Linked DNA regions of Mus musculus: regions 1, 2, 3, 4, 5 and 7 are each linked to region 6. The links are chromatin loops, found by intact Hi-C in ENCODE. Cell type or tissue: left cerebral cortex. All regions are shown on one strand. Region 1 overlaps Adgrb3 (adhesion G protein-coupled receptor B3). Region 2 overlaps Lmbrd1 (LMBR1 domain containing 1). Region 3 overlaps Adgrb3 (adhesion G protein-coupled receptor B3). Region 4 overlaps Lmbrd1 (LMBR1 domain containing 1). Region 5 overlaps Adgrb3 (adhesion G protein-coupled receptor B3). Region 6 overlaps Adgrb3 (adhesion G protein-coupled receptor B3). Region 7 overlaps Adgrb3 (adhesion G protein-coupled receptor B3).

Region 1 (4,000 bases), 320 kb after region 6:
CAGGGACATACTCCAGGCCTTTTGGCCTTAAGTCTCATTTCCTTCACTCTAGTCTCCAAAGTTCAAGTATAGAATTCACAGTATAACAAATTGCCCATGATTAAACTCCATCAAAGCAGTTATATTAATCATTATTTCATGATAATCTTATTTATGGGCCCTTCTCCTGAATTCACTGATCTCTCTAATACATGACTACTTATACCCAACTCTTTATCTACTCTGAAACTGCCTAAGTTCTCAGAGTGCCCTCATGCTTTAACTGTGAACTTGACACAGCCTAGAGTTCACCTAAAGAGGGAATCTGAATTGAGGGTTCACGTGGACCAGATTGGCCTGTGACCATAGCTGCAGGGAAATGTCTTGATTGTAAATTGATATAGGAATTACACACTGCAAACAGCAGCATTGCCACACAGTTGGTCTAGGGCTGTATAGGGAAGCTACCCACGCATAGGCAGAGCATGTGAGAGAGAGCCAGCAAAGCAGCATAACTCTGTCATCTGTGCCTTGACATTCTGGCTTGGGTTCCTACCCTGACTTCTCTCAGTGATGAACTATGACTTAGAAGCATAAGCCAAATAAATCCTTCTGTGCCCTGACTTGCTTTCGCTGGGTATATTTTATCACAGCTATAGAAAGGGAACTAAAATGCCATTGTACCTTATTGTCTTTGCCCCCTGGGTCTTCCAGTAAGTGGAGTGTTTGTTGCATGAGTGGATTCCAGAAGAACAACTAAAGTAGAAGGAAATACATTGACGTTACAGTGTCCAAGGCCCTTTTGATTTTGATTTGAATACAGATAGATTTATTTAACTCCATTAAAATATAACCATCAAAGAAGGTCAAGTCATCTTCGAAGACAATTTTGTTTTGGCATTATTATCAGACCTGCAAATGCTAGACTCTGCCCCCTTTCTTTTCTGTCACTCAGGCACTGGGTTTCTGTCTCCAATAAAATGCAATTAATCCAAGACTTCAATAATTTATAGAGCAGCAAAACAGAATAACCATAGTCCCTCCCCTCCCCCTCCCTTGTCTTAAAATGCATTGGAATAGTTCCATTTGTTTGGTTTAACTGATTATAGACTGATTAATCTCTAGGCCTGTCTGTAACTGAGTTTTGTAGATGCACCAAGAAACAGTTCTAAAGTAACTTTATCCTTACCCTACTTAGGACATGTGCAGATCACATCAGGATATCCTACCCAGGAGTCCACAGGCTTTTAGTAAGCTGTAAAAACCCTAAGTCAATACCTGCCATCCTGAAAACATTTGGACTAAAATTTAATGTGACTAGAGGAGCCAGCCTCTTTCTGCTGCTAAGTAGAATGAATGCTGTCATATCACATTTCACATGTTAACACACACACACACACACACACACATACACACACACGAGCACGCACATGCATGAGTACACAAAGGCCATCTGTATTTTGATGAATAACTCTCAATCTTTGTAATCTCAGAAAATCACACTATTAAAGAACCAGATCTAGCCAGAACAGACAAATGAATGAACTAGGGGAATATTTATTTATACATATTTAGTTAGCATATCAAGGTGATAGACAAGTGGGACAGCAGAGATAGGGATATGGGGAAGTGACTGAGCTGGTGAGGTCTGAGTTAGAAATGGTGGTGATATGATCAGTGCAGCAGTCCGAGGACAATGAGGAAGGACAGCCAAGACAGGAGCGACCGTGGTATGAGCTGCGATGTGAGAGCCTGGCTGGAGTACTAGACAAGAACAGTCAGGAGACCCATGTAGCCATGGAGAACAGTAAGAGCTAAGAGCATGGAAGCTGAGCTGCGGGAGCCTTGACCCAAGGATTTTATCGCAGTCCGATGTAAGCACTATCACACTTACTTGAAAATAAGAAGTTCTGCTTTCCCCTAAGTAGTATGTATTTTCAAAATATTAAGTATTGACACCCCTTTCCCCCAGCTGATAGTTGCTACAGCTACCCTCCTTGATTTTGAACATCAGTGTCTGAGACAGATCCAAAATTAAAACAATTGTCCCTCCTAGCCCACCATTGCCATCTAGTGGTTAATATGTGCAACGACCAGACATTCTGACCACATAGTGGACTGTGGGGAAGGGCACAAAGTCATGTGGATTTTCCTATAATACTAAATGAAAAAAAAGTTTCTGAGACCACTGCAAGGACAGAAAGCATCTCGGTGTGCAAAATTACTCCACCAATGGCTTATATGAGGACGAAACCAGAAAATTGCTATAGTAATACATTTTATGAAATGTACCTCAGAGGTCCTCAGTGGAACCTCAGTGGAAAGAAAAAAGGTAGAAAAGCATTGAAAAGAGCAGAGACAAACGATGTAATAAATGTCGGCCAATAAATAAAAGCAAAATGGAAGAGACCTCAGGTGTACAGACGAGACAAAACACATTCAAATGTGATCATCTTGTTAGACAAACTCGTCAGAACACTTCAAAAGGGATGAGTTATTTTATATAATCTTCTAGTATGTAATATACACAAATTGTGTGGGCTTTCACACTATCTATAATTTCCCATTTTAAAGTATGCTATAATCATTTGGGAGTGGGTTTACATAAATACAATAATCATCTATCAACAATAGTGCCCAAAATGGTAACTACCTAAATTTGTGCTAAATAAAATTAAATACAATTTGAAATACAGTCCTCATACCCACCCAGAGCATTTTTTATTTTGGAATTCATGGGCAAATCTGGTCAACGACCACTGCATTAAATAATAAAAGTAAAGGTCTCTTCAATCATTTCAGAAATTTCTACATGGGTGCTTTTGCTCACTGGAAATGATTCAACATGTGTATTTTGGGCACCTACTATATGCTAAGCACCAGTGAAGTTCATTTTAGTAGACAAAAGAAGTAAGCAAAGCAATTTTAGCATCCAGAAAAAGTTCTGTCTTGGAAATGGTACTTGCATAGCCAAATGTGTGCACACAGTCCACTATGAGAAATACTAAATTTGTATATTCACTGGTTGGGGCACTGAGAGCAGCTCAGTGAGTGAGAAATCGTAACTTAAGCACAGAGGAAATGTGTTATATTTTAAGTGCTACAATTAAGGCTTAGAGAACAGATTTAAGGAAAGTGAGACTAAACCAAAGAGGCCTGGAGCCATCCCTATGGTGCAGAGGAAAGGGCTCACAGGAAGTGGCTATGGGAGTAGAGAGATTCCAAATCCACCACGGAGGCCTAGAGGCTCACTCCAAGGGCTGCCTGGATGGAAGAAGTGAGGAAGCCGGAGAAAGAACATGGAAGCCCTATGTCCGGAAACAATGCCCGGTGTACTACAGCCCTAACTCAAATACCCGAGGGAGAGAGTGCTGAGGGTGGGACCATACCAGCAGTTTGCCTTTGAGGGACCTGAACACATCCAGTTATTATCAGAACCTAAGGTGGTATATTTAAACCCAAGCTCTGAACAAAACCTGAGCTTGCGATAAGCGATTCTTATTACATTTTTTTGTATGCTACCTGTGTGAACCTTGTGAATTAAGACTTGCCTATGTATGTCCCTCTATCAAAAAACAATAATAAAAGGGATGGAAGAGATACTATTTTTAGGTATGAGATGAAGAAGATGGGGGAGGGGGAACCCGAGTGTACGATATCTTGGTATGACCATTAATTCTGTGCTGCTAATGCGTTGGAAAGCAATTAGAGTCATTATAGATTAAAGTTGCTCCGTGCACCCTTTCATCATAGTGAACACACTTACCTTTGTCCTCCCATGCCTGCAAAGACACGAGGGGGTTTTAAGCACTGAGCTAGCATCTTTCACCGAGTTCTTCAGCTCATGCAGCACGCATAGCGTGGCTCCTTAAGTCCTTGAAGGCGGTGTCCTCTTCATTGCTCATTTAGTTCCCTCCTGAGCGTACTCTGAATGCTCCAGTTGTCCAGTCATCGCCCCCGAAGCCATCACAGGGTCATTCCATCGGCTTCCCCAATGGTCTCTGCCAACTAGTTTTCATGA
Region 2 (4,000 bases), 1.1 Mb after region 6:
CCATCATCATGAGATATGCTTTTAAATCCAGGTCTACCTTTTCAGGTGTGTTAGGGTGTCCTGGATTGGGCGAAGTGGGCGTTCTGGGTTCTGATGATGGTGAGTGGTCCTGGCTTCTGTTAGTAGGATTCTTACGTTTACCTTTCGCCATCTGGCAATCTCTGGAGTTAGTTGTTATAGTTGTCTTTGTTAAGAGATTGTTCCTCTGTTGATTTTGTTACCCTCTATCAGCAGGCGTGGGAGACAAGCTCTCTTCTCTGAGTTTCAGTGGTCAGAGCAGTCTCTGTAGGCAAGCTCTCCTCTTTCAGGGAAGGTGTACAGTTATCTGGTGTTTGGACCTCCTCCTGGCTGAAGGTGAAGGCCCAAAACAGGATCTTTCCCAGAAGCTGTGTTGCTTTGGCCAGGAAGGTGGCCAGTTGTCTGGAGTCGAAGATGTCGCCGCCTGAGAAGCTCTGTGGCTCTTGTCCGGAAGGAGGCCGGCCGTCTGGAGCTGAGGATGGCGCTGCCTCAGAAGCTCTGTGGCTCTTGCCGGGAAGGTGGCTGGTTGTCTGGAGCTGAAGATGGCGCCACCCAGAAGCTCTGCGACTCTCGCCCGTCCCAGAAACGGCTGGCACTCTGTATTCCACACGGTCACCCGTGCAGCCTGCCCTCCGCGGAGTCCCGGAGCCAAGAAGGCTCCCGCCGGCGCCTGTGCCACAAACCTCTCAGGCCTGGCAGACCCCCGTGCTCTCACCAGGAAGGTGGCCGGCTGTCTGGAGCTGAAGATGGCGCCGCCCAGAAGCTCTGCGACTCTCGCCCGTCCCAGAAACGGCTGACACTCTGTATTCCACACGGTCACCCGTGCAGCCTGCCCTCCGCGGAGTCCCGGAGCCAAGAAGGCTCCCGCCGGCGCCTGTGCCACAAACCTCTCAGGCCAGGCAGACCCCCGTGCTCTCACCAGGAAGGTGGCCGGCTGTCTCTGTATTCTTCTAATTACACCACCAGGGCACCTGACTCAGTCTCCCCGGGAGTTAGGAAGGGGCACGAGGCTGGGCTCCCCATTCTGTGCAGGAAAGCTGTGAATTCTTTAGCGTGTTAACTCCAGCACTGTTTCACTGGGAACCTACGGCTTTAGTTAGTATCTGGGACATACTCTGGATTCAGTCTACTGTCCAAGCCCAGGGTGTGTTCATTTAACTCACTGTTCTGCTGGTCGGACTTAGTCCAAATCCATCTTCAATGCTGCTCAAAGTGATCTCGCTCCAATACCCATTTCAGACTATTATCTTCTAATTAATATCTCCAGGAGTCATGAGGATATCACTCGAAATCCTCTCACAGGACAGGATTCAGGGAAAGTGGTTCTAGGGTGAATGCAGGAGATAGGGAGGGGAACAGTACACAGTACCCACAGCTGCTATAGCTAGAGTGCTTCTACTCATCCACCCATTCTTAATATACACATATATATACATGCATACATATATGTATGTATATATGTGCGCATACATATAATATGTATATGTGTATATGTATATATATCATTTAAGATTGTGCTAAAAAGGAGTTTTACTAATTGTTTACTGTGGGCCAGGCTACTGACCGTTCTCGTAGTCATCTTGCATCCCTATCGTCTTGTTAACCTCATCTGTCCCCCAATTGCTCACCACACTTAAAACCCTCTAGTGAACCACTTCAAGCTGTGGTGGAGTGTTCTGTAATACATGCAGTGCCCTCCCAGAATGCCACTGCCTGCCTGCCTCATTAGAAAATTTCAATGCACTTCAAGTCTCAGCTTAATTATACCATGTCCGAGAAACTTCCCCAGATTTGCAAATGTGCTTTGCTTATAATAAATAACAGTGTGTGGTTAACATTCCTGGTCTGCCAGCCTTGGATCATCAGGCTTCTAGGCTATGTGGAGTCACAAGAGCAGAGACTGTTTGATGTGTTCAGGTCAGGACCCAACACTTTTCTCTCCTGTCCTTATTGTGGGAACATTTCCTAAGCTGATAATGTGCCAATGAAGATAGGACTTGATTAAAAACCTTCAGGACAAGTGAGCTCTTCATTAACATGGGAGTTATTTATTATCTTACATACACTGAGGTGTTTATTAAAAGAGCTGAAGCGAACTAACTACTCAGTAGCTTCATGCAAAGTATATTAGAAAAGAAAAGTATTTGTGTGATAACAACCTGTTTTAAGGGGACACCAGGATACCCGACCTCTTGGAACTGTCTCTGAATACAAGACAATAACCACTGGCTATTTGGCTTGCTTCTGAATTGCACGTTTACGTTTCAATGATTATCAAGAAAATTAACTACAATGTTTAGGTTTTAATAAGCTTGAGATAAACATTTTAAAATATTAAGGTTTCTAAATAATCTTTTGAATTTAACTTGATAGTTCAGGGAGGGGAAAAATGTACAAACCACTTCTATTGCTTACTACTGCCCTCCAGTGGATTTCTAGAAAACTGACAACTCTAATGAGAGTAAATTTTAAAAGCCTCTAGGTTAGCCCTAATTGCCTCCAATTTTTGTTGCTGTTTTGTTTTGCTTCCAAGAATAAATCAGCAACCAAAATGTTTAAAAACATTATCTATAAAGTTCAAACGTGTTTCCATCTTATTTCACTGATGAGTTTAGAATGGAGATTTTTCTAGGATGATGTTTCTAACTCAAAAATCTTTGATTTTTGCTAAGGTTCAACAACAGGCACATATAGAATAAGCAAACATTTCCCACGCGTTGTAAAACCTCTAATTCACTGACACACATGTTGTTACAACCAATGAGTCAATTCACTGCAAGCACTCCAGCCTTCCCATAAGGACACATACATTTTCTCATGTTTGACATCAGGGAAGGCTGACTGTGTCCTAACACTGATGACAGGGCAGAGGTCAGGACACAGCAGCATCGCTGCATGATCACAAACTCAGTCCTGGCTTCGGAGAAGTCACCTTCCATTGGGTTACACACATCACTGGTATAAAGTGTTCATCTTATCTGACACTTGCATACCTAAGCTAGCCTTACAGCACGGCACAGAGACAAACAATCCACATGGAGCAGAGAAGGAGAACAGAGAAGCACACAGAGTAAAGCTCTCTCTTCACATTCACCAGGACAACAAAATGGGGCAGCTGTCTGCAGAGCAGCATAGAGCGTTCTGTGTCCTTACAAGGAAGAGCCTCATTTAGAAGCTGTTCCACAATGTCTACCTAGGTATATGGAGGTGTACCTTTCTCCTTAAGTACTGCTGCCTTCCAGGCGGGAAGACAGAAAGCAACAAGACCATGAAAATTCACACAATGGTGTTTGTTGTCAGCAGCTTCACAGCAGGTCCCAGACATGGTTCATTATTAGTTCTCAATGGCATAAAAGGAAGTATTGTACTACATTTATTACTACAAATATAATAACTACCATAGGGTAACTAATGGCCACTAATAACTAATCTATAGCAAATGTACATAGAACTAATAGATGCTTATAACTTGAGAACTCTGGAGGACATTTTGATGTTTCCCTGATGAGTGTGCAGTTAGCACCCTTGTCACTAAGCATACCACTGGCCATATTTCATATGGAAAGATCTTTATTCAACATTTCCCCACTTGGGGGCACCAAAAAATTTACAATATCTGCATAGGTATATATCCCCAGAGGTTTCATTTTTAAAATCTGAAAGGTAGCAAATCCCTTTCAACTCAGAGAGTTTGTCATTCCCTACATTGGCTGTGTGAGGTTACACAGCCAATGCTTAAGACAGAGTAAAGGGCCAAAAGGGAAGTGAAATTTAAATGGTCAACTAAGTTTCTAAACTATATATATACTATATATAAGAAACACACTTGATTGGTAAAGAAGTGGCTGTAATTTTAATATAAAAAATTAGCTGTAAGTTCTAGGATAAGACATAATTTCCATTTAGTTGATTCTTCAGATGCAGAGTCAAATAATTTCCCACCTTGGGTGCTGCAGTTAAAATTAAATCCTTTCTACCTTTA
Region 3 (4,000 bases), 190 kb after region 6:
TTCGAGGAAAGAGGAAAAAGCACAGATTTCTCTGCCAGCATGACTATTGAGAAATACATAAGTGCTAAAGCTTAGGGAATGACTGAGCTATTGGAGGCGTTTGTCAAGGTTGTATGAAGGCATAATATTTGCTTTGATCTTCAGGTGAGAAACGGTCTTCCATCGTGCAAAAGGGCTACAGGAAAAATTCAAAGGTCCTTGAACTAAATTGTCACCAGTGGAAACGAATCATAATTTTTAATATTTTTAAAGATGCTCTGTAGGAAATTTACAGGAGAGACCAAGAAAACGTCTATCTCTAACTTACATACTTAAACTTACAATTTAAAAGTTCACTGCCAATCTCCACTTCGGTCTGCATCAGAGAAAAGAAAAATCAAACCAGAACAACAACAACAAAAAAAAAACCATAATGACTTGCTGACCTTCATGTGCATCAGTGTTTAATACCTAAATTTCCCAGAGCAAACTCGTAAATAATCTTTAATTGAATTCAGCTCCTGAACTCTGGGAGGTGAGTTCTTTGTTGCACATTTACTTCTAATTCCTAGAGAAAACATTTCTAGTTCTTTTCAAAATGTATATCATATTGAAAATTAAATATGAAATTGTGGAGCCTTCTTTCTAAAGCCACTCTGTTAAAATTGGCTGAATACCATCTTTGCATTTCTCCTCACAACAGCTCTACCCATGTCTTCACAACCACAGCAAGACCTTTGCACACGGGGACAGGTAGATGGATGCATGATGGCATAGGCTTGATTTATTTTGAGGAACTGATAACATGCATGCTACTTTAGATAATAGTTGGATACTTCGGTTTCACTTGAGTTATACAGAAAACAACAAGCTGTTAAACACTGTCTCCTGAGAGGCTCCTGAGAGTGCCTGACAGAGGTAGATGCTCTCAGCCAGCCACTGGACTGAGCACAGGGTCCCTAGTGGAGGAGATAGAGAAAGGACTGAAGGAGCTGAAGGGGTTTGCAGCCCCATAGGAGGAACAATAATATGAACCAATCAGTACCCCCAGAGCTCCCAGGGACTAAACCACCAACCAAAAAGTGCACATGGAGGTACCCACGGCTCCAGCCGCATATGTAGCAGAGGAGGGCCTGTTTGGACATCAACGGGAGGAGAGGCCCTTGGACCTGTGAAGGCTCAATGCTCCAGTGTAGGGGAATGCCAGGACCAGGAAGCAGGAGTGGGTGGGTTGGTGAGCAGGGGGGAGGGGATAGGGGGTTTTCAAAGGGGAAACCGGGAAAGGGTGTAACCTTTGAAATGTAAATAAAGAAAATATCTAATAAAAGAAAAAAAAATTTTAAAGGGAGAAAAAATGAGAGCAACAACTGGCGGAGAAGCTAGCTGGGTAACAGACGATAGATAAGGGTATGAGAGATGAGAGAAGAGAGATGGTTACAAGAATATTTTATAAATGTCAGTTTTTCACTTCCCTGATCCAATTCTAACCCTGTTTGTCTCATTGTTTTACATAAGTGTGTTTCGTCGTGTGAACAGTGCAGAGCAATTTTACATTGCTCAAATGTGAAATGTAAGGATTTGCTTCCTCTAGTAGTATTTCTCTATGGACCTGGATTCGGGGAGTTTCACCCTTCCTTTCACAGTGAGCCCAGGGTCCCCGCATATTTGTTCACTTTTCTTTTAACTAGATGATTTTCATAATTATTTGAGCTTTTTAATTTTTTTCTCAAAACACCTTGTAGACAATGTATGGTCTCTGTTGTTTCGTTGAGAATATGTGTCTGTAACCAGGAAACAGAAACGGCTTATCCTTGTAGAATGTTTATAGAATTTTTGGTTCATTTCCCCATAGGCAGATACAGTCTCAATCTTCCTCCATTGAGTATTGGAACTGTATGATATTATTCTTTTACTTTGTGTTTCTAGGGATCCTGTGAGTCATGTTGTTCAGTTGGTTGTATAGGCTGCATGAAAACTGGCCACTAAGTAACAGATTAACTTGAAATGTAGTACGTCCTTTAATGTGTAGATTCATTCTTTATATGGGAATGATTGCAGGTTTAAAATACATTCCTTGCATTTGGGCAGTCTCTAATTTTTGGACGTGAATTCTATTTTTGGTTTATTCCCTTGAGATCATTTTCACATCTACTTGATTGTTTCATTTTAATCCTTTTTATTAGTAAAAAACTAAAGCTCAGTATACAAACCCCACTGGTATCCTTCATATAACTTACTTGACTTTCATTCAAGCCAGTCTGGTTTTAATATATCTAATCATGTACTGCTATATAAAATGGATTGGGTTCTCAATCTTTGCTTAGAAGTCTTTAATTTTAGTTTTACATGGTTGTTTCACTTTGCCATTGAGTTTGTCTTGTACAATTCCTATTATTAATATACTATTTTGTAATGTAACACTGGAGCCGTGCCTTGTTTGTCTACTGTTGGAACCTTAACCATCATTTCTTCCTCTGTTTTCTTTCTGCCCTGCAAGGAGCTCTGTGGAGCATTTCTTTCTATTCTAGAGAAATATTGCTGGCCTGTTTACTTTCTTCCCGTACATCTCAGACTAGTTGTCTTTCATAGCTATGGTCGGAATGTGCTTTGTCTCTGTGTATCTGATTCATTTTTATCTCCAGCTGCGTTTCTTACTAACCTTATCTTTTATTTGACTGTTGTATTCATCAATCTTACATGAATGCTGTTAGAAAATATTTTCAGCACTTAAATTGTTTCTACTCATTTTATTTTGTGAAGAAAATCCTGACATTATGAACCTCTTCACCACATTAACACAAAAGGTTCTGTGTTGATAGTCTAGGTTCTGTGTATACATTTTATAATATTTTCCCACAGGTAACCCTTAGTTTACCTGATTATCAACTTTCCGATGCAGTTATGTTGGTTGATTCACGGCATCGATTTTTATTAATGGTAAAATCTCTCTCATGTTTAGGAATATTGGTAATCATAGCCCTCAAAAAGCTGATTAATAATGTGTCAGTTACAGAATCATTCTACAGAATGAATTCCCGAGTCAAAAAGTATGCCCCTCCTTAGAATTGGGAACAAAACACCTGTGGAAGGAGTTACAGAGACAAAGTTTGGAGCTGAGATGAAAGGATGGACCATCTAGAGACTGCCATATCCAGGGATCAATCCCATAATCAGCTTCCAAATGCTGACACCATTGCATACACTAGCAAGATTTTATCGAAAGGACCCAGATGTAGCAGTCTCTTGTGAGACTAGGCCGGGGCCTAGCAAACACAGAAGTGCATGCTCACAGTCAGCTATTGGATGGATCACAGGGCCCCCAATGGAGGAGCTAGAGAAAGTACCCAAGGAGCTAAAGAGATCTGCAACCCTATCGGTGGAACAACATTATGAACTAACCAGTACCTGGGAGCTCTTGACTCTAGCTGGATATGTATCAAAAGATGGCCTAGTCGGCCATCACTGGAAAGAGAGGCCCATTGGACACGCAAACTTTATATGCCCAGTACAGGGAAACGCCAGGGCCAAAAAAATTGGAATGGGTGGGTAGGGAAGTGTGGGGGAGGGTATGGGGGACTTTTGGGATAGCATTGGAAATGTAATTGAGGAAAATATGTAATAAAAAATATTAAAAAAAAAACAAAAAAAAGTAAAGCATCAATCATTCATTATGGAGATATACTATGCTGCATTAGGGTGGTCTTTAAATGTATCTGAAATCTTTCTCTTTATGGAAGTAAAGTCCTTTGTAATCTTTCAGCACAGTAAATAGATGCTATCATGCACTTCTTAATCTCACAGAGACAGTTCTTTTTCTCCCATTGTCAATTAACAAAAACATAAGAATTTAATTTTCATTACTTAATGTATCAGAGGATGGCCTAGTCGGCCATCAGTGGAAAGAGAGGCCCATTGGTCTTGCAAACTTTATATCCCTCAGTACAGGGGAACTCCAGGGCCAAGAAGTGGGAGTGGGTGGGTAGGGGAGTGGGGGGGGGGGATGAGGGACTTTTGGGATAGC
Region 4 (4,000 bases), 1.1 Mb after region 6:
CATACAACCAGAGCACAGACCTGCAGAATATGTTCTGGCTTCTTCTGTCACTTTCCCTTCCTCCCCTTTGCATTTCCTAATGACTCACTGCACAGGAGTCCGTGGGTCTCTGATGTTACAGGCCTTGTTCAGACTACCAGCCAGAGAGCTGTGATGCAGCCTGGGTTACTTCAGCTCCAAAGCCCAGGCTCGAGAGTGTCATGGCACTGCCGCGCAGGGAGACTCACCTCTCTGAGAGGTGCTACAGAAGGCCTTGCAAGAGATTTGACTGAACTACTTTATAAAACTCCATTTACCTTCAGGGGGCGCAGGGCACCACAAAATTTCGTCCACCAGCTGTTTTCAATGAATTCCAAGTGCCGCTCTCTTTTCCTAAGCGTTCTTAGTCTTTCTTCACATTGCTTTAAGGCACGTCTATCCCTCGCTGGCAAAGGTCGACCATCTTTGCTCTACAAATAATAGAACAAAATCAAGTTTTTCCTTCCCTCCTTTCAAATCATTAAAGTCTTAACAAAATACTCACAGATTCAGCAGATCAAGCAACCTCTGTAAGGTTGGAAATTCCACAATTCCATCAACAGATACTGCCATTTAACAGACACAGCCTGGCCAAGGTCTGTGTTGAAATGGACCTGCCTGATGTGTTTCTGCAGTATTCCGAATATGTGCTAAAGATATATGAGCATAATGACTCATAAAAGTATCCCATAAAAACAAACCCAGAAAGGATGAAGAATGTACCATACATTTTTCTGCTTTTAGCAGAAGAACAAATATTTACTTAGGACTCTATTTTAAAAATGCAAAACGCCAAGTACAGGAGGGTGCCGCACTGTTCCTATTAAGGTACAAAACCCACAACCTACAGCACATGCCACTGTAGCCTCAATTTGAAAGGACAAAATGAAGATAATAGCCGAGAACCCCTTGAGAGGAGCCTCTCAGTTAGAAATGTGTCTTCCCGGTGGTACCCGGCACCCTGAAACCAACCACCCTTTTTGCATAGCTTATCAGAGGGAGCTCAGAAGGCCACAGTGTGGGACGGGGCATCAGGGTTACAGAGGATTCAGAGGGAAGAGTGATTCTAAGAAGAACCTAGCTCGGACCGTGCATGTTCCTGCAGACAGCATATCCTTCAATCTATGGAAGGCTACTGCTCAACCTGAGATTCATACTGAGCGTATGGAGCAGAAAGACAGGAAAGACAAAAAGTCTGGGGAGTACAGGAGCACAAGGAGCTCCAAGCTGTGAGCCAGATCGCTACACATAAGCATCCTTAAGTGTTTCTGAGATCGGCACCGCTGCAGAGAGATCATGGGCTCTCACCAAGTGGTAGGAAAGGGGCTGGAAGGCAAGTCTCTGCCTGCTGAGAATTTCAACAAGTAATATTTTAAACTTGAAAAGATGATACCTGAAAGGACATGTACTGTCTGGTTTTGTGTCAACTTGACACAGGCTGGAGTTAACACAGAGAAAGGAGCCTCCCTTGAGGAAATGCCTCCCTGAGATCCAGCTGTAAGGCATTTTCTAAATTAGTGATCAAGGATGCGAGGGTCCATTGTGGGTGGTGCCATCCCTGGGCTGGTAGTCTTGGGTTCTATAAGAAAGCAAGCTGAGCAAGCCAGGGGAAGCAAGCCAGTAATGAACATCCCTCCATGGCCTCTGCATCAGCTCCTGCTCCCTGACCTGCTTGAGTTCCAGTCCTGACTTCCTTTGGTGATGAACAGCAGTGCAGAAGTGTAAGCTGAATAAATCTTTCCCTCCCAAACTTGCTTCTTGGTCATGATGTTTCTACAGGAATAGAAACCCTGACTAAGACAGGACGGTTCCCTGTGGGCTTGGAAATGGCCACCAAAGGAAGTGCTTTTCTAGGTAGTCAAAAAGACACACAGAGGCCACTGCATATGTGGTTCAGGGGACTGGGCTGTATCTTGATCTGGCATCAGAAGGAGGTGTTGTACTCATAATGGTGGTTCTGAAAAATTTAAGATGCATCAGTGAGTAGGTTATGAGGCTTACAGCAGGGTTCAGGAAGTCACGGAGCCCAGGTAACAGTAGCAGGGTTGGTATTTCTACAGAGAGCTCCTGAGCAGGCTATTCATGAAGTTGTAAAGGTAAAGCCTAAATTGAAATCGAAACCTCGGGATCCTGGAGATGACAGCGATGCGAGACATCTGCTGGGGAAGGCTGGAGATGCGGAGTAAAACAGAAGCGAAGGCACACACATGTGCCACCAGTGACAGAGTCGGAAGAGCAGAGCCATGCCAAGCTCTTGTCACAGATGATGCTACCAGGAGCCCTAGATGCCAAACACGGAACTTCTGGTTTGGTGTTTGTCCTCTTTCCCTGTATCTCCCTGTTCTTCCTTTTTGCAATGGGGAAGTTCACGCGTATGCCACTGTGTGGTAGAACTGCCAGCTTTATTACTTTACAGGGTCTCGGGTGAAGAGAGCATGCCCCTTCCCCCAAGACTTTGCATTTTAGCAGCACTGGGACTTTTAAAGATAGACGAGCTGCATTTCATAGTGTGGCATGGGGGTAGAATGTTATGGGTTATGGTGATCTCTTGGGCATCTATAAAGGCTAGCCTTTTGATGATTAATTTCATCGTGAATTTACTGCATTAGGAAAGCACAAAGAGCCTGGATAAGACACACTTTGGGGTACGTCTACAAGGACTATTCCAGAATTAACTGAGGAAAATCAGACTATCCTTAAACACAGCCAGTACCACCACATGGCCTGGGGTCCTTGGACTTAATGAAAAGGTCAAGGGAGAAAGCCTGTTCTCTGAGCTGACCCACTCAGGTAACAGGCAGTCTCCTACTCTGAATCAGGAGCGGCTCCAGGTCCTGTCAGGTGTGACCCACTCAGGTAACAGGCAGTCTCCTACTCTGAATCAGGAGCGGCTCCAGGACTGTCAAGTGCTTGGTTCAGTGAGGAAGGGTGCTCACTGTTAGCCTGACGGCCTGACGGCAGCCCCACAACTCACAAGGTGAAACAGGAACTGACTCCCATACGCTGTCCTTTCCTTCTCCATGTGTGCTGTGGCATGTGCCCCCCGCCCAGGTGAACAGATAAAAAGAAAACACAGGAGTTGCTTGGCCAACAGCAGTGTGCCCACCTGATGTTAAAAGCCCTTCTAGTTGTTAAAAAAGAATTGTGTGTCTGTGACATTTGAAAAAGACTTGGGATGAAAAACTGTTATCACGTTTTAGAAATACAATTACCTCACATGATTAAACGTAACCTCAAACTGTTCAACAAATACCCAAAATTTGACTTCAACAGAGGCAATGAAACACCTTACACATAAAATCAGGGTGACTGAAAATGGTAGATGTCTTGGTCATAAGCATCCTATGTATTCTCAGAAAATGAAAACATAACATAATTCTTGAATCATTTGTTGCACGAAATTTAAATAATGTAATGGGTTCTAGGTTTGCCAGTGGCAGAGAAGCATCTTGAAGGACCACAACGGCAGGGTGACGCCACGCTTCCAGCGATGAGGCAGAGCTTACCTTGGATCGAATCGTCTGAATGTGCTGCTCCACTTCCTCGATGTCCTCCGTGTTCTCCAGGCGCTCGTAGGCAGTGCTTCTAGTGCCTTTGATTAGGTTTAAAGGTAATGCCGACATGCCGTACGCCTGAAACAGATGATGTGTAAATGTTTTTATAGAGCTACTCAGACATCTAATACACAATTTTCAGGTTCAAATTGGTGTCCCTTCGGAGTAATGACTGGCAAGTGAGCGTCAGTGAACAAGGAAAGCCGGTCACCAGGCGGTGTGCCCATGTGGCCCTCAGCAGGCTCTCAATTGCCTCGGAGTTCTTCTCTTTACCCCAGTTACATGTGTACAGGTATGTTATTAAAACAAATTAGTCAGACTCTATCAAAGTGATAAGTTACAACTTCAGACTAATCAAGTTAATATAGTAATAAGTTAGTACAAAACCTAGCAACATGTTTTTTTTTGTAATTTTCTCTAATACATAG
Region 5 (4,000 bases), 130 kb after region 6:
GGTGAGAGAAGCCTGTTAACTGACATTTGCATTTTCAGGATGGCATCGTGTGGGAGAGGGAACTGCCAATCATTTCTGCCAACATCACTCTCAGGGGAAGTTTAAATGAAGCTAGCTTGGCCCAATTAAAAGAAGCAATTATGAATAATGGAAAGTAAACAAATGTAAGAAAAATGATATTATGGATTATGGTGCATAGGCAGACTGAAAGTCTGTCATCGATATGGCTCACCCTTTATCTCAAACGCTGTTAATTTTTGATTTCCTATAAAGCCTTTGTATGCAGTAACCAAAGAGAGATCTCCCAGTCGCACTTCATAGCGGAACAAACTCTTCCACTTTAGTGGAAAAATTACAAAGCTTTTTAAAGATCCTTAATTAGGTCAATTCTACATGGCCTTTGGGTTAAGAAAAGTCTAGAAAATATTATTATACTGTGACCCATTTAGCTGCTATATAACAGAAAAAAATCTTGCAAAACAGCCTAGATTAGACAAAATTTATAACTTGAGGTCTATATTGTGCTATATTGCAGGACAAGCAATGTAAGCTGTAGATTTTTGATTGTTTGTATCTTAATACCTTTGTCTCTGTGCAGCATACACTACCATGCCCCATGATCACTTGTATATGTGTGCTTTTATCTCGGAAAGCCTAATGACAGAGCATGTTACTACTACCAGGCAGCTTTGTGTTAGACTAGCTAACTACAGTTCACATACACTCTGATTTAATCATCAAATATCTTCAAGCATTGACTGTTGATTTTATATTCAAGATGGGAAAAATGCCTACCTTCAAGTTCTGGAAATAATTGTTAGGATGTCCATTACAGATTATTTCTCTGCTCTGATGTTGCCATATAAAATTATCTTCTACCAGAAAACGAAAGCACAAGCTTGCATCACTCACTAGCAATAACTAGAAGACTGGGGGATTTAAAGCACAAGATCCAAAAACAAATGCCTTTGGACACATGGAAAATGGTGATCAATGATGAAAAGAAGAATAGTACTTTCTTTGATGCTGGAAAAACAGTAACCATGCCAAAGGGGATAGGAACAATGGCTATTTCTTTGAGAACATAGAAATTCACTACTGCGCATCCAATGTGATAGCATGTCTGTAGAAAATATGTCTAGCCATGTATCAATCAACTGATTCTCAACTGAGAAGAGAGGATGGTGCAGGGAAAGCTGTTACACTTCCTTTAGCTGAAATCTGAAGCATACTGAAAATCAAAACCAAACAATATAAAACAACAAGGAAACCTCCATGATTAGCAAGGGGGAAAAAAGAACCAAAATCAACCCAAATAAAACATACAGACCCTAATGTACATATTCTACAAACATGCCGTTCCTTAAGCCAACAGTCTGATGATGCCACTCACTGCATTTCAGAAGGTTTTTTTTTTTTTTTAAAGTGAGATCTGCCTATTCATGGCTTTACACATGGTCTTTCAAGGAGTGATGGGCATCATGCCAGACATCCAAAGTACATCTACTTCCTTAGCATCACTTCCTGACAGCCAATGACAGAGGCTTGCAGCAGAGCCAAGATACTGACAGAGAAGGTGTGTACAGCGCTCGGGACTGGGTTTCTCCAAGAAACGGGAGTAAATGCTGATATGGGAGACAGATGGAAAATGTTCATATACCACTTGCAGTTGAAAACAGAACAAAAAAACAAAACAAAACAAAAAACCCAAAAATCACATAAAGGGCCCCTAAATAAAACTAGACTTTAAAATTCCTATCTCACACTGCCTGTGTTCACACTTCAAACGCAGACCCATATTCTTCCTTAATTCTACCCGCCTTTCTTAACCATGGGGACAAGGCAACTTCAACAACAAAGAAGAAAACCAGTGTATCTGATCTAATTTATGTATGTATGCATGCTTTGAGTGTGTATGTATGCATGGATTTTAAATTGTGTTTATAAGTGCCTATGTGGCAAATATTTACATGTGATTGCAGTTGCCCATAGCGGCCAGAAGAGGGCAAAGGATGTGCTGGAGCACAGTTTCTGGCAAGCAAATTTTGATTCTGGACCAAAACAGTATACACTCTTAATTGTTGAGCCAAAATTCCAGCTCCCAGAAATATATTTAGAACACAAACTTTATGCACAGGATTATTACAACCAAAAACTGAACACATTTTATGTTTATAGATTTGTTTTCAATTTTCCATAGCTTTGTTACAAAATAATGTTAGTCATCATATAATGTTTATTCAGCTAATCTTGAGTGTTTTTGTTTTGTTTTGTTTAGTTTTGAAATTTTTCATCACACTTGCAATGAGTTTGTACAAAAGGCATACACTTTATTTCTTACTGAACCCACCTGCAGCCTTTTTAAATTTCGTCTTTGCAGGAAATATCACAGTTTTACATTGTTATGTCCAAAGTGCTGCTCCCCCCCCCCCCCACCTCCTCCACGTCCATCCCTGTGTTGATACAGAACTGCCATCTGGTGGAACCAAGAAGGCATTTCTGGTTTGGACCTAACCAAAATGTATGATCTTATTTCTAATTAAGTTTCCCATAGAGCAATGCAGGGGCAAATCAGAGGCTCTGTTTCTTGTCTCAAATGAAGATGAGGAAAACAGACATTGGTAACAATTATAGCAACCATTCTTCAGGAGCTTCAGGGCTTGTAACTCGGGGTTGATTGGCAGGCACATAGCCAAGCAGAGATCCCTCATCGATTTATAATATGTGGATAGCATCTACTATTAAAGAAATTAACGAAAATCACAGTGGAGCTAATGTAACAACAAGAGGCTCAAACAGATGCAGTAATTTCCTTTTTTTCTTTCTCCATCTACAAATCATTTAGTCTGTCTGAGTCCATAGAATTCTGCTCATGCACTGCTACCTATAGTACTTAATAAAATCACATGCTGCCCTTATATGATGCTGCCTAGGTAACATGGAGTGTCCATACCTCCAGATGCCTCATTCTGGGCTCCGCTGCAGCCTTGTTTCCTCGGAAACCCTGTCACCATTGCCAGACACTTTTAATGGGGGAACATGAGCTCAGATTGGAGGATGTATTCAGAAGTAATTTGATGTTACTGATCATGAAGAAAACCAGCACCAATAATCAATGAGAAGGAATAAGATCTTTTTGAGCAATGTTTGTGCCTCGGGCAATCTTGTCCTTAAAAAAAAGAAAATAAGCTTCTGATGTACCATGTCCTATCGTATTCATCCAAGTTAATCAAATACTTCAAGCAAAAGGAACTGTTATTATTAATATGGGGCACAACTGCAACTTCTCAGAGATGTACAGAATTCATTTCCATGATGTATGCTGCATAGCTGGATATTTTTGCATCTGGAAGATGAAATAAGAAGTAGAGAGAAGATGTAGTGAGAAGTCTGCTCATTTGAACCGTGCCTGTGGAGTGGGACAAACATTTTGAAGGCAGACCAAATTCCCTGAGAATAGATTGAAGAGTGTTTTCCCTAAAATTATTCCCACTTCTTTGAAAATGTCATCATTAAAGTTGAAGTGTCTTGTTTGATCATAGAAAGGGATTGTGTTTGGTTTTTTTAAACTGGAGAAAGATTAAAAAAAGTGGTTACAAACTGTTTTTGTTTGTTTGTTTGGTTGGTTGGTTTTTGGTTTTTGATTTATTCTTTTTTACTGGGAGAGGATTCTTTTGAGTACCGTAAGGATATCCAGACACAAGAAGGAATCACTTCCTAACATAATCAAAATCAATACCTAAGAAATGCATAATTGAGAATTGTACAGGGCTGTTGGCCTGAATATTCCTTCTTCATGGAAGGAAAGATTAAATGTTGCATAGCTGTGACCAGAACTTGCTTGAGTCATAAGTCCATGATCTGCTTATTACTTTGATAACTGAGTTATGGAGGAATTTGTGACAACTTCTTATGGAATATTCATGATATAAAACGTATGTCCACAAATCGCTTAGATTACCTGAAACCCATGGGCAAATTAAAACAAACTTTTAATTGA
Region 6 (4,000 bases):
ACACTCTATCCTGAAGAACACTGCGCAGACCTGCATTGCCTGCAAAGTGCTACAGCGTGCACACACACACACACACACACACACACACACACGAGACTGTTCCCATTTTTTTTAAACACACGTAACCTCTAAAATATCATTACCTTTATTTATTTATTTATTTACTTATTTTCAACTGGAAAAGGCATTACTCAGTGAGCTGTGTGTTTGGAAGAGAAAACGCTATTCTGATAGTCCTATCAGCTCTGGGTTTATTTTAAACTGCTGTTGTGTAGAGATTTACAGTTGGGGCTGTTTTGGCCTCTGTCAAGACATAGTGTTTGAATCATACTCTGTGAAATGCAGATCTGTTCAGGGACTTTGGTCACTGGATTGGGAGTGCATGTGTTGCTGTGTTATGCAATGGCAAAGAAGAAGGTTGTATGCTTTAGTTCAAAGACCAGACAGAGAAGGCATGAAAACTCTTAACAGTCTCTATGTCTGTCTGTCTGTCTGTCTCTGTGTATAGAATGGTGGAGGAGACTTCAGTTTAAAGCCTTTTAAAATGAACTTGATATCACTTTTATCAGCTTAAGGGCTGAACAGCAACAACAAAAACAAAAAGCATTGTCATTCATTCTGAGGAATAACTTTCTAAAGGTTAAAGATGAAAAAAATTAAGTTATATTGGGATTAATAAGTTATAGAGGTAAATATAATCAAGGATGCTTTGGTTGTGCAAAGCTGGGGCAAAAATCAATGTAAGAAGAACAACCTGGAACACTTGTTAGAAAGGCAGGAATTCGGCCACTGAAGTCGGCCAGGGAGCAAACACAATGCTAGGATTTTTCATGCACTATGTGTAAATCCCAATTTATAAGCTATGACTCTTACTAAAACCACCATAATTTGGAGAAACATAGCCTAGGCAAGCTCAGTGGCTGCAGTTCTGGGGTCCCCCACCCCCAACACTGCCTTTGGATACAGATACTAATACAGCGATCCACTTTATGCATCCCAGGAGGGCACGGCCTATGAAATGACTGCCTGGAATCTCACACTTAGTGGTGATGCCGAGCATCAGGTCTTTCCGGTCCATCTACCCATCTATGCCCTCTCCCAGATGATTCCTTCAAAATCTGACGCGTCCCCACGAATTCCCAAGTGGTTTTTTTTTTTTGCACAGGAATGTCTCACCAGTTCACACAGTGGCCCCTGCAAAGGCAAGTAGGGGCATTGGGGAGATGATATTCCATCTGGAAGGAATGATCGTCTTTGCTTTTAAAGCTGTGGCTGTAATTTACCACGATTACTTCTCACAGTCCACAGGAAAGGAATAATGCGATGACAGCTGCTTCCAGATTATCAGGTTAGATTTCGTGTGTTGCTGTTTACTGCAGGCAGAAGACTGAGGGAGAGGGAAGGTTCTGGAGTTTAAGTCAGTACCTCAGCAATTAACATGCAGGTTATTGCTACTCCAAAACAAAACAGAACAAAACACCATGCTTTCCCACTTCACTTGATAGAATGATAATGGATGTGCAGGAAATCCTGGTGGATGAATTAGGACATAACTATTAATAATCTATTAAATGTTATTTTTAAATTGAACGGTGAGAACTTGTCCATCACTACCAACCACGTGAGGGCGCTCTTCACACAGCAACTGATAATTTCCTGGCGTTATAAAATAAAAATCACCTGCCCTTCTTTTTTAAAAAGGGCTTTTTTTTTAAAAACGGAATTCTTGAAAACAGCTGGCAGAAATATTGAAAGGGTTTTGTTTTTTCAATGCCTGTGGTCGTCTGCTTGCGTCTCACTTCCTTTGCCATTCTTACAGGCCAAATGACATAGGATGAAGGCTGTTCGTAACCTGCTGATTTATATATTTTCCACCTATCTCCTGGTTATGTTTGGATTTAATGCTGCCCAAGACTTCTGGTGTTCCACTTTGGTGAAGGGAGTCATTTATGGATCCTATTCTGTAAGTGAAATGTTTCCCAAAAACTTTACAAACTGCACCTGGACACTGGAAAATCCAGATCCAACCAAATATAGCATTTACCTGAAATTTTCCAAAAAGGACCTTAGCTGCTCTAACTTTTCCCTTCTGGCTTATCAGTTTGATCATTTTTCCCATGAAAAAATAAAGGATCTTTTGAGAAAGAACCATTCCATAATGCAACTTTGCAGTTCCAAGAATGCTTTTGTTTTTCTACAGTACGATAAAAATTTCATTCAGATACGCCGGGTATTTCCAACTGATTTCCCAGGATTACAGAAAAAAGTCGAAGAGGATCAGAAATCTTTTTTTGAGTTTTTGGTACTGAACAAGGTGAGCCCGAGCCAGTTTGGTTGCCATGTCTTATGCACTTGGTTGGAAAGCTGCTTAAAATCCGAAAATGGGAGAACCGAGTCTTGTGGAATTATGTACACAAAATGCACGTGCCCCCAGCACTTGGGAGAGTGGGGAATAGATGACCAGTCCCTGGTTCTGTTAAATAACGTCGTGTTACCCCTGAATGAGCAGACGGAGGGTTGCCTGACTCAGGAGCTGCAAACTACTCAAGTCTGCAATCTGACCAGGGAGGCCAAGAGACCACCCAAAGAAGGTAAGTGCTCAGAGGCAGGGGGAGTGGGGGCTGGGGCTGGGGAGGGTTTGCATGGAAGTAACCCTTTCTGGTTCACTACTTCAGCCTACTCTTTGCTCCTTTATCCTGTCAACTTTGAAGTGACTTGAATATGTGGTCTTCTCTGTTGCATGGCTCTAAAGTGAGCTTCAGCCTTCATGACTTTAGAGGCAAGCAGAGGAGATGGGTTGCTTAGCAATGTGCTACAGAAGTATGGGTAGAGTATTCAAGGGAAGAGAGAGATAGAAATGAGACCTCAGTTGTGTTGGGGGTTGGTAAGGAGGAAAAAGTGTGCTTTTATTCAGGCTCCAGGTCAGGAAATCTACATATGATCCAAATGTAAAGTGGAAAGGCAGACTTCTTTCTGACCACGTTCAGAAAATGCTTTCCTCTTTCTTTCTCCTGGGCCTTATCCTCTCTCTTCCTGACTCCAGGAAGCACACAACAGAAACCCTTTATAGACTCAGTGACTGCCTGTCACTGCAGTTATGAGAGACCAATTTCTCCCAGGTCTTTACTTTTGTGTAGAGTATTTTGTACAGTAAATCCCCGTGCACACTCCTTGGCTGGCTAAGAAAAAGAGGTTGGAAGCCAGAGTCCCTGGCTTTTCTGCCTCTGAAGTCACCAGCAGAAGGGAGGGCTTGGTGGGAAGTAAAAGCGCATCCACATTTTATGAGTTCCCTCCTGCAAGTCTTTCCTTGCTGCTTTCTTTTCCCTTTGCTGATAACATGCGGGGGGGGGGGAGTGCTGGGGGGGGGATGTCTCAGAAATGAGATAATTGGGGGAAAAAAGCAGTACAATGGAAATGCAAAGGAAGACTCCCAACTATCAGTGACTTAGATTTTTCCCATCCTCAGAGAGGGAGCTAGCAGGAGATTTGAGATTGTGGAATATTTTTAATCATGCAAGAAAGCATGGCACATTTTGAGAAAAATGACTTTTGCTTGGGAGGTTAATAGCTATGCTCCATTTGTTAGAGGACAGAGCCAGTACATATTCTTGCTTGTCCCCTAGCCCCGCAACCGGAGAGTGTGTTGATTTCTTATGCAGGAAATGTTTTCTGATCTCCACAAAGATCCCAGTCTGTGAAAAGGGACAGCCAAGCTCCAGTCCCTCTTTCCTCTCCCTCCCCCAACAGAAGTTGCCTTTGTGGCCAATATAAAATTGACACGTTGTTGGAGAATTTTCTTTAATGGTAGCCAAGGCTTTGTAGGAAAGTGGAGCCAGCAAGAGGAAAGGGGGTGGGGATGGGCAGAGGAGCCTCGACAGCTTAATGCTGTTTCTCTGCTGGCTGAAATTAGGGGGATGGGAAGTATGGAAGAGCAATACCACCAGGGGAAAAAAAGTTACAGAATAAGTGGAGGGCAATGGCAGCCAGGAAGAGGCTGAAG
Region 7 (4,000 bases), 600 kb after region 6:
TTTTAAAAGACAGCATTCACGGTCCAAACCACGGGCCTGGAATCAGAGCTGGTATGAAAATATGAAAAGCCTCTTTACACTCTGAGTGTTTGAAACGATCCGATGAGCATAGCAAGTGTCTGCCAACGCTCGGCGGCTGCTGGTGCCGCTGCCGCCGCCGCTGTTTCTCGCAGAGGGCTGGACAGAGCTAGTCCTGATTTCAGCACCTCCGGCGCTGGACAGCTCTCTGCACGCCGCACCACCGCCTGCTTGCTTTTTTCCCACTCTCGCTTTGCATTACTGGAGATGCATCTAAATTACGTCCTGTTCAACAACAAGTAGATTTTTTTTTTCCTGTACGGGAATTACAGTAGGCGATTCTCTCAATTAAACTGCATTTTCTTCTTTACGGACTTGGCTGTCAGGCGTATTTATCCCGATCTCCCCTCCACCCCCTTTGCAGGAACGAGTCTTTGGGAACGTGGTCCACCCAGGGATGTAAAACTGTGCTTACCGATGCATCCCATACGAAATGCTTATGTGATCGGCTCTCTACCTTCGCCATTTTGGCTCAGCAACCTAGAGAAATAGTAAGTAACAAAGGGAAAACACGGCTTTAATGCAAAGGCAGGGACATTGTGGCGAGTGTTTCTCCAGGGAACTGCATTTCAAAGGGGGAAATAGAAAAGGTTGCAGGGTGGCAAAATCGGGTTGTTCTCCTCAGCTACAGTAGCTTGGCGAATTGAATTCTAGTTGGTGTGCGATAACTAAATCCTACTCAATTTTATGTCTTATAACTTGGCATTTCTGTAGTATAGTTTTGGAGATCTACTCTGATATCAGTAATATTCTGCAAACTTTCAAATAAAAATAATTGCCAACTCAAGGTTTATTTTAAAACTGGAATGCTGTTCTAGGGGAAATTGTGACAATGCTGTTAGGAGTAGAAAGAAGACCCCAGCCACTAGAGCTGAACACATTGCAGATCTGCATTGGATATTTCCAGCACAGGTTTTCTGAGGGTGTCCTTGGATACATGTGTATTTTTAAATCGAATTAAGTTTTCATGGAGACATGGTTGTTTGGAACTGTAAAATCATTCCTTAAAAGCATGTAGATTTTTGCAAAGGAAGAAAGAAAAGAAAAATTAGTTTCTGAAAGAAAGAGCTGTACAGAGCAGTCTAAGAGAAAAATAATGTTCTCACCAAATGTATTTTGAGAAAATTTTACAGAAAATTAAAATAATGACAAATAGATACTCTGATATATAAGACTTTCTGCCTGAATCTGGCCTAAAAGTATCACTACTTTTGCTTATTTTAATGATACGTATACCTAATAATTTGATACAAATTTTGTGACACAGTTAACCATACAGTGTATTGCTTCAAACTTCTAATATAAAAATTTATGAAAACCAACTGAATTCATTAGTTATGGTCATGCTACTGTCTAAGAAAGGAAGAAGCTATTTGGACCAGTGGGTATTAGTACTGTTTATATATGTTTTTAAAGATATAAGCTTATTTTTCAAGGTCATGGTTTTAGGGACTGATAGTGGCACTATGCAAATTATCTCCACATACTTTGTTCATAGGGGGAAATATAATTGAAGGGCTTAAGCATAGCATCCTATTTTCTTCTGTATACTTGGAAGCCAAGCAAGTGAAATTTCATGTGAGAATTCTTGACTCAGAACAAAGTTGTCAAAAGTCAGAAAGTTTCAGATTTTTCAGTAACTGTGCACCAGATTTGGGTAACATAAGGATTTATAAATGGGAGTAGCAAGATAAATCTCACCAAGAATCATATGGAGAAATAACTAAACTGTACTTAGTTAAAAAAAAAAACCAAATGAACATGCTGCTTCAGATTTCACTCAAAGTCTCACCTATGAGTGATGATTACGTTATAGCTTGGGGTCTTGGAGACAACTCTAAGTGATGGGCTGTAACCAAGCATTTGAAACTCTAAGGCTTTCTTACTTCACAGTGTGAGGGAAGGGGGAGCTAGTCCTTGTAGAGCTTCAGGATGTGTGAACTGAGTGTTCTGTGGTTAAGTATCTGGTAACTATAACAACTATCTGTGCTATTCCTGAGTGATCACTTACTTTCTCTGAGTCTAGAATTTTATTTTTTGTTCATGTAAATTTTCTTTTTCTTTTCTTCCCCCCCCCTCAACTTACAGGTCATGGAATCCTCTGGTACCCCCTCAGTTACCCTCATAGTAGGCAGTGGCCTCTCCTGCCTGGCCTTGATAACTCTAGCAGTTGTGTACGCAGCACTATGGAGGTATGTAATTAGTGGGTAGACCTGAGGTAAAGAACTCAGTTTCTCTGCATTAGAACAGTGATTGTAAGAACAAATGTCTACTGTCTTCATCATATATGAGAACCAGAATTTTTATAACAGAATTAAGATTTCTGTGCTAGAACTGGAACACATGAACCATATTTATCTAATCTTCTGTCTTTTATTTGTCTGTGATAAAGATTAATAAACAAAACACGCATGCATACTTTTCTTCTAGAACATGACTGTAGACTTTGATGAGTTCACATGTAAACACAACTCTCTTCTCTCTTAAGTTTCTTCTCTGTGTGGATTATGTTTATATCAGCTGCTGTTGAACCTCAGAACTTAATTGGTACACTTGCAATCCTCTCTCTACAGGAATAGGGTATCAAGTTCTCAAGTGCCAAGCATGCTTTGTGTGAGCCTGGTCCAAGGAGTAAAGTCTTCTCTTATGTGAAAAGCAATAACAAAATTTCTAAGTTCTCTACAAAAGGTCACTTACTTCAGTGTTTGCCATGAGTCAGATTTTTGACAAGTTTGATAAAGAACATCATAAAAATATGAAAGGGGAATGTTTGGAAATTTTTCTTCTCCTATGTATTCAATTGCATCTATTTAATAATCTGTAGAGATTTAATATTTTTCTAGATAACTTCTTTGGCATTTCTTAGGATGCTAGTAAGAACTTGGCCTGTGACATTTAGTGTCTACTCACGCATTGACAATGTATATGTGTAATATGGCCAAACTTTTTAATGGATTTTATAATAATTTAACAGTTAAACATTTTATAACCATTGTCAATATTAATATGGTCTAAAATGTAATATTACATTAGTATGCAGATAATTACCTATTGTTTCCAGAATTTTTGATATATTTAACATTGTAAGAGCTGATGTGCCTAACTCAAAGTATTTTATACTTACTTAGGGTTTTATACGATCAGTAGAAATACTAAAAATCAATTACTGTTTAACAAGGAATATTTATTTAGATTAATGTTGACATTTAAATAAAATATTACTATCCTTTATGGTTTTCACTCTTTTAAAAGAGTTAATTGTGAAAGATATTTAAAGTATCAAGAATATTAAGTTTTTTATGCTTTGTGAAAAAGGAAAATATGTGTACAATGTGACCCAGGTACATGAAAGAAGTTCTGCATGCTTGTGGTGATATTGTCCGGCAGGATAATACTTATAGAGTGGCCACACTGATACAGGAAGAGAGGAAATAGAAAAATACCTAATGTAGATATGATACTGTAGAAAACACAAGATTCTATATTCAAGAGTCAATCAGTCTGTTGTCCTGTAAGAAGGAACTGACAGGCTTGGAAGAATACCATTTCCTAAATTGTATAAATGACATGTCTTTTTTTAAAATAAATGAAGGAATTTTCTAAAATACTAGGTAATTATAGTTGATATCCTCATAATTGATACCCATTGGAGTCTTTAGAAATAAATTCCATTTTTAGCAATTTCTATTCAGGTACCATTTCCACCTTCTGCTACACGCCTCCCCCACCCTCCCTGCCCACCCCCATACACTTAGAATAACCAATGTAAATATATGATATATTTGTTTATCCACATGAAGTTTTCTAAACTTCAGAAAATGCAGCATAGTCACTTACTAAAACAGAATTCTAGGAATTTCTGAAATCATTAAAGAATCTATTAAAACCTGTCCTGAAGTTGAGAATTACAGAAATGAGTACC

Evidence for each region. Hi-C counts contacts between places; a loop is a spot of excess contacts. Peaks named below come from ENCODE experiments on the same cell type or tissue, not always from the same donor. Only the 100,000 strongest peaks of a DNase experiment are listed, where the experiment ranks them.
Region 1: it touches region 6 in a loop (6-fold over the local background); 12 of 42 quality-filtered maps call a loop at or near these places.
Region 2: it touches region 6 in a loop (4-fold over the local background); 2 of 42 quality-filtered maps call a loop at or near these places.
Region 3: it touches region 6 in a loop (2.7-fold over the local background); 2 of 42 quality-filtered maps call a loop at or near these places.
Region 4: a loop joins it to region 6, with 9 times the contacts of the local background. A loop is called at or near these places in 2 of 42 quality-filtered maps.
Region 5: it touches region 6 in a loop (4-fold over the local background); 5 of 42 quality-filtered maps call a loop at or near these places.
Region 7: it touches region 6 in a loop (4-fold over the local background); 2 of 42 quality-filtered maps call a loop at or near these places.

Annotation. Positions count from the first base shown.
Region 1 is chr1:25,508,561-25,512,560 of GRCm38, reverse strand. The region is part of intron 7 of Adgrb3 (adhesion G protein-coupled receptor B3); the gene reads left to right. Among named protein-coding and RNA genes, the nearest start is that of Gm25294, 59 kb to the right of the region's middle. In left cerebral cortex, a CTCF peak has its summit at 2,057 (motif pointing left); DNase peaks (open chromatin) are centred at 436, 2,035 and 2,989.
Region 2 is chr1:24,718,268-24,722,267 of GRCm38, reverse strand. The region is part of intron 7 of Lmbrd1 (LMBR1 domain containing 1); the gene reads right to left. Among named protein-coding and RNA genes, the nearest start is that of Lmbrd1, 42 kb to the right of the region's middle. In left cerebral cortex, CTCF peaks have their summits at 2,458 (motif pointing left) and 3,614 (motif pointing right); DNase peaks (open chromatin) are centred at 2,416 and 3,598.
Region 3 is chr1:25,633,140-25,637,139 of GRCm38, reverse strand. The region is part of intron 2 of Adgrb3 (adhesion G protein-coupled receptor B3); the gene reads left to right. Among named protein-coding and RNA genes, the nearest start is that of Gm25294, 180 kb to the right of the region's middle. In left cerebral cortex, no CTCF peak of the experiment used is centred here; no DNase peak of the experiment used is centred here.
Region 4 is chr1:24,728,196-24,732,195 of GRCm38, reverse strand. It overlaps Lmbrd1 (LMBR1 domain containing 1), which reads right to left. Exons shown (of 16, transcript NM_026719.2): 8 at 3,525-3,650; 9 at 297-449. Among named protein-coding and RNA genes, the nearest start is that of Lmbrd1, 52 kb to the right of the region's middle. In left cerebral cortex, a CTCF peak has its summit at 2,202; DNase peaks (open chromatin) are centred at 1,872 and 2,156.
Region 5 is chr1:25,694,928-25,698,927 of GRCm38, reverse strand. The region is part of intron 2 of Adgrb3 (adhesion G protein-coupled receptor B3); the gene reads left to right. Among named protein-coding and RNA genes, the nearest start is that of Adgrb3, 130 kb to the left of the region's middle. In left cerebral cortex, CTCF peaks have their summits at 1,997 (motif pointing right) and 2,524 (motif pointing left); DNase peaks (open chromatin) are centred at 22, 1,521 and 1,940.
Region 6 is chr1:25,824,595-25,828,594 of GRCm38, reverse strand. It overlaps Adgrb3 (adhesion G protein-coupled receptor B3), which reads left to right. Exons shown (of 31, transcript NM_175642.4): 2 at 1,820-2,591. The coding sequence starts at 1,835. Among named protein-coding and RNA genes, the nearest start is that of Adgrb3, 3.1 kb to the left of the region's middle. In left cerebral cortex, a CTCF peak has its summit at 1,621 (motif pointing right); DNase peaks (open chromatin) are centred at 2,466, 2,800, 3,071, 3,744 and 4 more places; H3K4me3 peaks cover 3,899 bases; H3K27ac peaks cover 3,572 bases.
Region 7 is chr1:25,224,990-25,228,989 of GRCm38, reverse strand. It overlaps Adgrb3 (adhesion G protein-coupled receptor B3), which reads left to right. Exons shown (of 31, transcript NM_175642.4): 17 at 443-569; 18 at 2,167-2,270. Among named protein-coding and RNA genes, the nearest start is that of Gm20172, 51 kb to the left of the region's middle. In left cerebral cortex, CTCF peaks have their summits at 688 and 1,974; DNase peaks (open chromatin) are centred at 186, 927 and 2,010; H3K4me3 peaks cover 2,753 bases; H3K27ac peaks cover 1,626 bases.